Regions from separate parts of the Homo sapiens genome. Here region 2 is linked to region 1. Evidence: read pairs that join two places in POLR2A ChIA-PET (ENCODE). Cell type or tissue: OCI-LY7. All regions are shown on one strand.

Evidence for each region. Peaks named below come from ENCODE experiments on the same cell type or tissue, not always from the same donor. Only the 100,000 strongest peaks of a DNase experiment are listed, where the experiment ranks them.
Region 2: POLR2A ChIA-PET joins it to region 1 with 10 read pairs; 2 of 35 experiments call an interaction of 5 or more read pairs at or near these places.

Annotation. Positions count from the first base shown.
Region 1 is chr5:107,292,270-107,297,269 of GRCh38, reverse strand. No RefSeq gene overlaps it. Among named protein-coding and RNA genes, the nearest start is that of LINC01950, 280 kb to the right of the region's middle. In OCI-LY7, no CTCF peak of the experiment used is centred here; a DNase peak (open chromatin) is centred at 2,929; H3K4me3 peaks cover 1,120 bases; H3K27ac peaks cover 1,403 bases.
Region 2 is chr5:107,504,963-107,509,962 of GRCh38, reverse strand. The region is part of intron 1 of EFNA5 (ephrin A5); the gene reads left to right. Among named protein-coding and RNA genes, the nearest start is that of EFNA5, 160 kb to the left of the region's middle. In OCI-LY7, no CTCF peak of the experiment used is centred here; no DNase peak of the experiment used is centred here.

The DNA.
Region 1 (5,000 bases):
TTGGGTGTAAATAACTTGTTAGAATGTTGAAGGTACATTGCTACATTTGCTCCTTGGGAAAAGCTTTTCCTATAATATATAAAAGTATAATAAGGAATATCAGGCATGTGTGTGTATGGGTACTCAGGTAAAGGATGTGAGATGCACATGGATTCTGAACTTTTATGTGACTGGGCTAAGATATGCATATTGTCATTGCTTTAAAAATGCTATACTTTCCCGTATGATTTGAAAGATATCTGCTTCAATGGAAGATAATAATTAAGAGGCAATAGCATAAATAATTTACATCCAATAAATTCACTTTCTTAATTGGTAAGTCAAAATGATAACAATGGCAATGCCTTGTTGATTCACGGACCACCTGTACACAGAACAAACCTATCAATTAAATGCAGGTTTTTGTTCTAAAAGGAGGGTGTGTCCTGCTCTGTGAGAACTTCAACACAAAAAGGTGAAGTACTCTGTTTTGCAAGTTTGTGAACAAGTGGTTTTGCTACAAATTCACCACCATCACCACACAGGATGTGCTTGAGGGAATGCTTTTTGAGGAAAATTTAAAAATACCAGTGTCAATGACCACTCTGGTGGTTAAACAAAATCTCGGGCAGCATACTGCTGTAGACTTTTAGCTTCTTCATTTTTTTTTTTCCTTTAAATAGAACCAATTAACTCTTACTTGAATTTTCCAAATACATGAGGTTTCACTACCATTTTGGAGGAATGGAGCCAGCGTTTTGATTGTCACACATAGACTTTCACTAATGTATTTTTCCTCAAAGGCAACTAGATATTCATGTTACTATTGCTTTTCCTTAGAAACAGAAGTCTCCCGATCATAATTACAGGCTTTGAGCAAAGGCAACAGTAGTGAAGAAACCCGGAGCTCTGTAAACATTACTGAAGAACCATGCCAAATATATGCATAAATTCAGGTACGGGGAAACTTCGGGCTTAATGTTCTTAAGATGATATTTGAAGAGTGTTTCCAAAAATAAGGTTTTATAAGGGATTTTGAAAATTTGTTTGTTTTTAAAGGAAGTTTTAGCTTGTCTGGTTGTGCAGATAATCTTCCCTTCCTAAATCAGTGCCTTGCTGTTTTGTGAAGTCCAGGGCCCTGCAAACTGAAACAAAAGGTGCGAAGTTCTTCTCATCCATCTTAATAGGGTGTTAATGACTGCAGAGGCTGACTGAGACCATTTAAATGTGAGCGCTATTAATCACCTAGAAAAAACACAAACACCCAGCTCAAGCCACTAAAATGTAATTGCAAGGGACAGTTGGGTCTAATTTTGATTTTGAATGAAGACTTGTATAAAAAAAAAAATGAGCTGCCTCCAAGCCAGCTTGGCAGATTTAAAGCCAAGCCTACAAGCAACTGCCTGCTAATCTTTTATTGAGATTTGAAGAGGTGGTTTCTTCCATGAACTTGCAGTTTAGCTCTTCTGCATCTAGTGAACAACTTTTACCAATGGTATAAATTTCTACTAGGCAGTCACTTGCCAAATTACATTTCCTTAAGAGGACTTCCAATGTATCCTTTGACTTGGAAATGTGTGTGTGTGTGTGTTTTAAGTGCTTCAAGGATATTTTATTCAAGGTTTTAAATAATTTCCTGTTTCCATAACTTGTTGTTCTGACTCTTTTTGCAATGTGTTTGTCATGTCTGAAACTATTGTTTTTCTCAGATTTTGGCAGGGTTGGGGGTGGAATCGGCAGTGGTGAATCTTGGCTTTAACTTGGCAAAATTGGCAATATTTCTGGAAAACAAAATGAAAGGTCTAGAGGAGCATTTTTTTTTTTAAATTGTTGTTGCTGTTTTGCAGGGTGGGCTAACGGAAGAGTAGAAATGTAGCAATTCTACTTTACAGAAAAACAGAGTCTGCCTTCTGTATTAAGTGTAATCTAATGTATTAAATTGATAGAAATACACATGGTGCTAGGTTTCTGTTGAGGAATGCAGAGTTCGGCACGTATTCTCAGTCATCTCATTCACACATTGCCTGAAGTTTGAGATTAGTAATCAAGGGGTGGTTTATTTATTTTTGTTTTTCTATACATGGCCAAAGTACATGCATGATCTGTCTTTAGGGTATGGGGATATGGGAGGTAGGGGGATCTCCCTGGTCCAGGGTTCTTTGCCTGTGGCATTGTTTTCCATCGATAACTACCGCTGGGGACAATGACCTGGCCTGGCCTGATCTGACCCAGTTTCATGTACAAGATGCAAGTTTGGAGGGTATTTATCTCAACTGTTGGACATGTTGTTGATTTTTATTTTTTGACTGGAGCAGCCAAGCCACTTTTGGTTTCACCACTCCTTACATTCACCCTTTGCTTGTTGCCTAGGGCAGAAGGCACTTGGAAAGTTCACAAAGGAAATAAAATACTTCAGTGGCCTCTGAAGTTAAATAAAATACTTGTCTAAGGGTTAGGTCTTTCCCTCCTCCCTTTCGCAATGGAAAGAGGCAGAAAAGCTGTGGATTTTAATAAGGCTAACATTCTAGGTTTGGAAAAGGTCAAGTGACCACAAATGCCTGATAAAGTATTTGCTTTTTTTCAGTATAACATTTGAATTTTAAAATATGATATTTAAGGCAATTATTCTTCAGAAGTTCACTAACTTCAAATGAGTAGGTTCTAAGGGCTAAAAATGCTCCGTACCATCCAAGAGTTGTCACTAATGTTGCTGTCATTGTCACTTAAGGAAGGATTTGAAAGGTAGTATGTTCAAGATATTGCCAGCCTCTTCCCAGTGCCTGGTGGGTGGGGAGAGAAGAATGGGTTTAAAAGGCAATTTGAGCTGCAATCAGATAATATCAATGTATACATAAAGTACAAGTTATATGTTGTTATTTAGCATCTTCAATTACCCATTGTGAAAGTTAGGGGTGAATCTTTGGAAAAGCAGTGAATGTTTATCACCCACTTCCTCTTTTTCTCTTCCTGTTCTATTATGAGTTGTCAGTTAGCCTTTCTTTAGTCCTTCTAAGTTTGAAGTGTGCAGAATATTTAACATTATTCTACTTCTTCTAAGTTAATTTTTAAAATTCTGAAGTTCCTTATTTTAAGGCTACCTGTGTCTTAAGATAGCTGTTCAGGAGGAAGCGTGGGAACTGATTTAGTTTTCCCACCGAGAAGCCCTGCACGAATTCAAGTATTAGCCTTGATTCTGGCTCTGCAGCAGCCTCACTGTGTGGTCTCGGCAAGAAGTTGTTATATCTCAGTTTCCCTATCTGTATAAAATGGGGTAATTACCCTAGCTTACTCAGTAAGTTATAGCCTTGAACAACAAATGAATGATGATAAAGTATTTAAAACTACAAGAGAATGTAGAAATTCTAAGTATTACAGTTTTATTGCCTTACAAGGGGTGATAAAGTAAAAGTGAGGTTTAATAACAAATTGAAATTCCTAGATGAAAGGGACTGGAGAAGTTCAAAGTCATTTTATTATTATTAATAATAGGTGTTGTACTGCCTTCGTTCACCCTCGTCATCTAATCAGCACGCATTCCTTGGATTAAAGGGAGTGTTCTCTCTCCAAATGACTTTTATCTACAGTGTTGAGACATTCCTTATCCTGTTTTATGGATATGGAGTTTTGAATGACTATAAACAACTCCATTTTTTAGAAACTTTTTTTTTTTTTTTGAAAAGAAGAGAAGCCAAGTTGCCTCTTGGTTCACCTTCGTAAGTATGTGAAGATGTTTATATGAAGCTCCTTCACAGTTCTGTTCCTGTTTGTGAGACCCCAACCTCCTTGCTCATGGATTTATGTTGTTCACTCCATAGACATTCTTAGTTTCCCCTTTGTCTACGTGGAAAGATTCCAATTTTATTTATATAGAGTCTCAAATCATATCTCTAATTTTAATACAAAACCTCTGTTAAGCCAGAATAAACGGAAAGCATAAATACTTTAAAATGCTTTACTTTAAACATTTGCAAGAGTGGAGAACAGATTGTAGAAATTTCTCAAGTGAAAGGAACTTGACATACATGACAAATGTGAGGCTCACCTGGCTGAGGGGATGAGAAGATGTGGAGCCAGCATCGGCAGGAGTCAGAGTGAGGCTAGGCAAAAAAAGTATTCAGCTTCAAACCACTCTTGTTCTTTTTTCTTTTAAAAATTTTTTAAGGCCTGGCGCGGTGGCTCTCGCCTGTAATCCCAGCACTTTGGGAGGCCGAGGCGGGTGGATCGCAAGGTCAGGAGATTGAGACCATCCTGGCTAACACGGTGACACCCCATCTCTACTAAAAATACAAAATATTAGCCAGGTGTGGTGGCTGGCGCCTGTAGTCCCAGCTACTCGGGAGGCTGAGGCAGGAGAATCGCTTGAACCAGGGAGGCGTAGGTTGCAGTGAGCCGAGATTGCACCACTGCACTCTAGCCTGGGCGACAGAGCGAGACTCCGTCTCAAAAAAACACACAATTTAAATTTTTCACTTTTTAGGACAATTTCAACTTTTAGATACAGAGGGCACATGTGCAGGTTTGTTACATGGCTATATTGTGTGATGCTGAGGTTTGGGGTATGGATCCCACCACCTAGATAGTGAGCATAGTACCCAACAGGTAATTTTGGTGGTTTTTAAACCCACACCCTGCCCTCACTGACCTGTCTAGTAGTCCACAGGGTCTATTGTTCTCATCTTTATGTCTATAAGTACCCAATGTTTAGCTCCCACTTATAAGTGAGAACATGTGGTACTTGGTTTTCTGTTTTTGCATTAATTTGCTTAGGATTATAGCCTCCAGTTGCGTCCATGTTGCTGCAAAAGATACGATCTTGTTCTTTTTCATGGCTGAGTAGTATTCTATGGTGTGTATGTACCACATTTTTATTATCCAATCCATCACAACCATGCTAGTTCTGAATCTTTTACCCTGCTTGGTGAAAACCATAATGAATAAAGCATGCAAAATTTATTTGTGCAAAAGAATAAATAATGGCTTACTGCAGTAGTATCTGCTGGTAAGTTCATTTTTTTAATTCA
Region 2 (5,000 bases), 210 kb before region 1:
GCCTTTGACAGTAGCATACAGTGAAATGATGATCATGGAGCATATTGTTATTAACTAATGGCGTAATCATTTCCATGAATTATTCAGTCATTAAACATTTATGTTCTGAGTGTCCATTATGTGCCATTCAATACACAGATATTTATTGAGCATCTGCTAGGATCAAGGACTCTTCTGGGTTCTAGAAATATACTAATGAATGTAATAGGCAAAAATTTCTGCCCTCGTGAAGGCCGTATTCCAGTGTTCCTCATCTACGTTTTTAAATCATTTATAACCATTCATCTGTATATGAGTATATTTTTAAGGGGTGTAAAAAGAGTTGACACTCAGGCCGGGTGTGGTGGCTCATGCCTGTAACCCCAGCACTTTGGGAGGCCAAGGCGGGCGGATCACGAGGTCAGGAGTTCAAGACCAGCTTGGCCAACATGGTGAAACTCCGTCTCCACTAAAAATACAAAAAAAAAAAAAAAAAAATTAGCCAAGCATGGTGGCACATGCTTGTAATCCCAGCTACTCGGGAGGCTGAGGGAGGAGAATCGCTTGAATCCTGGAGGCAGAGGTTGCAGTGAGCTGAGATCGCACCATTGCACTGCAGCCTGGGCGACAGGGTGAGACTCCACCTCAGAAAACAAAAAAAAAAAAGGAAAAGAAAAAGAGTTGACACTCACTTTTGCTCTTTTGTGTTGGTTCTTTCAGATGAAAAGAACAAATAGTCATCTTAAAGAGTCTGTAAAAGGGTATCTAAAGACATCTGCTCTTATGTATTAATGGGTTATAAGAAAATTTTTAGCAAAATTGCATTAGAGACTACTAACATGTCACGCTAGTCACCATTGTTATGTAAGTGACACAAATTCTGATTAACTCAAGAGCGAAGCCATCCTATAAATAAATTTATAGGAATAGCACTTTGTCCAAATGCAACTTTGAAACCTGAAGTTTGCTCCTAGGTAATTAAAACCAGAATACCTAAAATATCCATTTAATCGAGGAACTATAAACTGTCAGGACAAATAACTGCAATACAATAAAGGAACACTGCAATAAGTAAATAAGTGAATGATTAAATGAAATGTTTCAAGTAATGAATATACCTAATTCTGTAATGACATTGGACATGAGAAAAATGAAATTATTAATTATTGAAACACCTTTAAGTGGAATTAACTTCTAGAACTTTTTTCTCATTATTATAAAAACAAGAATAATTTATTGCTTATACTTGTATTACTAGCTGTTTAGTATACTCTGAAAATAGTGATGGTTCAAGCTTGACTTACACTTAGTTTTTAGAAGTCTATTTAATTAAGATTATTGTTATATCAAGGCTGAAGATAATTTGAAAATGGCAGGGCTGACCTTGATATTTCAATTCTAGCCAGTTTGATAGCCCTGAAGTTATTATGAAAATTTGTCTGCAGTTCATGTCTTCAAGGTTGGTGTAACACAGATGAGGCCCACATTTTTATTTAAAAGACATATACAGGAATTAAACTATGCAGCAGAAGACACAGATGGAAATAGTGTTTTACAGCAAAAAACTCTGATGACATTCGTCTGTGTGTGTGTTTGTGTCTGTGTGAATAATTATCCAGAGAGCTGCTTCTATAATACGGTGACCTCACACGTGAGGACCTACGGTGTTCACATAATAACTGTGGTCACTGAAGGTGGATGCTATTCTAACTTAAGTACTGGCATGCTTTCAGTTCTGTTCCAAGAAGCCATCCATCTGCACTTCACTTGGCTCACAGTTCCACAGAGAACAAACAGAAGGATAAACTGCAAGTTTAGTTCAGTGGCAGGAGGAAGGAGACCTGATTTGCCCAAGGCATCACCTGATTTGGCCAAAGTTCCAAAGATGATGGGAGAAACTTTTGGGTAACTACCCACATTTTTTTCTGTGAGACTTTCTTCCCCACAATTCCCTGAAAATTAGTCTTTCAAAAAAAATCTTCAGATTCTTATCCTTTAATGGTTAGATCCCACCTTGTCCTCTTTCCTGGCCTTTCTAAGCATGCACCAGCCCACAGCTGGTTAATCTTTGCTCATTCTCCAGAGTGGCATTGTCCAATAGAAATATGTGAGCCATGTATATAATTTTCAGTTTTCTAATAGCTACATTTTTACCAAGAAATTAAAAATGCTGGTGATATTAATTTTATATTTAATTCAGCATATCCAAAATACGACCTCCTGGGTTCAAGTGATTCTCCCACCTCAGCTTCCTGAGTAGCTGGAACTACAGCTGCGCTACCATGCCCAGCTAATTTTTTTTTTTATCTTTAGGAGATGAGGTTTTGCCGTGTTGCCCAGGCTGGTCTCAAACTCCTGAGCTCAAGCGGTCCTCCTTCCTTGGCCTCCAAAAGTGCTGGGATTACAGGTGTGAGCCACCACGCCTTGCCATTTTCCGTTATTTATATCCAAACCCTTCATCCATTCCTGCATTCCCTGGCTAGGTTCTTAATTAATATAGGCTGCTAAATGAATGAATGATCCATTTTCATTGGCTCTATTGTTTTAATCTTTTAAAGTTTACATGGATGTTATTAAAGACTTATAATTTGTTTTATACCAAAATATACCAGAATTATTTTTCTAGTGTAGTCATATTTATAGCTTTATGAAAAACAGCAGAGGCAAAGCAGTCAACCATAGTTAGGAGATGAGATTTGTAATCCATATTTTACTGACAACTTTCTGTGTGACCTGGAGGTGATCATTTAACTTCTCTGGTCCTCCCATTCTTCTCATCTCTAAAATGCTGTGGGATTAGATTACTTCTAATGTCCTTTCTCATTTTCTGATTGTATCATTTATTTTTGAACAAAAGTTTTTTTTTATTTTGACAGATCATATTATATAAGAATAATAGCTCTCTCATTCTGACCTTCACATACAAACTTTTGATCATTTTATGTTACTTCTCTAATCCATATTCTGTATTTCATTTTCAAAAATTTAGATTCTTATCCCTGAAGATGATGCATTATTTCTGTATTCTTAGCCCGTAGGATAATAAAGCAGCAATAAATGTTTAATGAATTTTTACTTACATTAAAAACTATTAGTAACAGTTTGCTTCTTGGAGACAAGCCTTTTTCAGCAGGTGGTGAATGTTTCAGCTGTCTTTTTCCTTACTAAAGAAGGATTCTGAGTAGGTTTCACCCTCAAAATCTAGATATTATATATTTTTTGTTATTCACCTTTGTGTTTCCTGCAGCCAAAACTGTTTTTCCTGCCTTGCTCTTCTGATCATGTTATTTCCATGCTCAAGACTCTCTAGTGCCCTAAGAATAAATTTGAGGCTCCTTAGCTTGCCATTAAATGGGCTGCCCACCCTCCACACCTGCCTCAGGCACTCATTTCTCAAATCCCCTGCTCCTGCTCCTGCTCATCTGGCCCCAGATTGCCTCTCCTCTTTTCCAGTCATCTGATTCATTCCTATCCTTTAAGGTCTATCAGAGTGAGGTTTGAGCCCTATCTTCACCCCAGTCCATAATTTAGCAACCTTTGCTAAGGTAACCTTTATTCTTATTTGCCATTATCAAACACAAATACTTACACCAATAGAGTTCAGACTACTTCTTCAACTAAATTGTAATGTTCCAATGACAGGTTAATCATTTACTCTACTGGATGTTTACTATGTGTTGAATTCTCAGCCAAGCCTCACGAATAAAAAGAGCAAACATGCAGACAAATAGTTATAATATAGTTCCAATAAGTACAGAATTTGGAATATGTACAAGATATCTTGATGGACCAGAGAAGGGAGTAGACAACTGTTCCTGAGGGAAATCTGGGAAGGGTTCATGGAGCTGGTGAGTCCTAAGCTGGGAGTCATTTCAGGCAGTGAGAGGTACACAAATAAAGCGTAAGTGCTCAAGAGCTTGAAGTGTTTCTTGTGGCTCCCTGTGGTTGTGCTTTAGAGCAATATAGCATAGTGGTTGAATGTGTAGACTGGATCAGACTGCCAGGGTTTAAATCTTGGCTCTGTCGCTCACTAGCTCTATCACCTTGGGCAAGCTACTTCAGTTAGGCTTCAGTTTTCTCAAATGGAAAATGGGGATGATGCTGATGTTGATGATCATAATTGTTTTTTATCTCCAAGAGAAGGTGGGGGGGAGAGAAAAAGAGAGAGAGATGGGAAAGGGGGATTAAATGAGTTAGGTAAAGAATGTAGAATAGCAAGTACTTAACAAATGTTAATTATATCTCTTACTACTGATTCTCACAGTGTTGTGTACATAGGAGGTACCCAATGAATATTTACTGAATATTGAAGATTTTCACTACGCAATCAGTTAATATATTCACACGCTTTGCTATTACTGCATACATTTTCTAATGATATCTCTTAGTGATATGCTACTTTTTTGAGGATATAGGAGGGGTGTATGTGTGTGTATCAGTGATATGTGCCAGATTCATATTGGCTCACTAGGGGAAATTTTCCAATTCTGAGATCAATGACCTAAATCTCCTTGTCTACTATGATTTCCAGCTGTCCAGATTTCCCATATAGCATGCCCTAGGCAATGTTTGCAGATTTGTTGCATGGAGAATCAGTACACAGTGCACCTTGTAGTTTTACATTTTTCATGTAGGACTCAGTTTCTTTTCTAAAGAAATTTTTGTGAAATTAATAACAGGATGCCATGAAGCTTTCCTAAGTCCTTTGAACTTAAATCATTTGATATTATTTGAAATTGCCATTCATATAATGAACAGCATTTTTTCTCAGAGTTATGCAATGCCTACTGCTTCACAAATTATAAACTACGAATATTTTTACTTAACATATAACAGGTCCCTTATCTTAAAATTCATAGCATTTTTGCTTTGAATGGAGATCATTGCCAAGTTTTTGTTAGGCACCTTTTCTTTACAGAGCTTGTCCTTTATTATTAATGTCACAGTAGTTTTTCAGAACAAATTGCATTAAAGATACGGAAAAACAAAGGCTACCTTTTATACATACATTGGTTTATTGA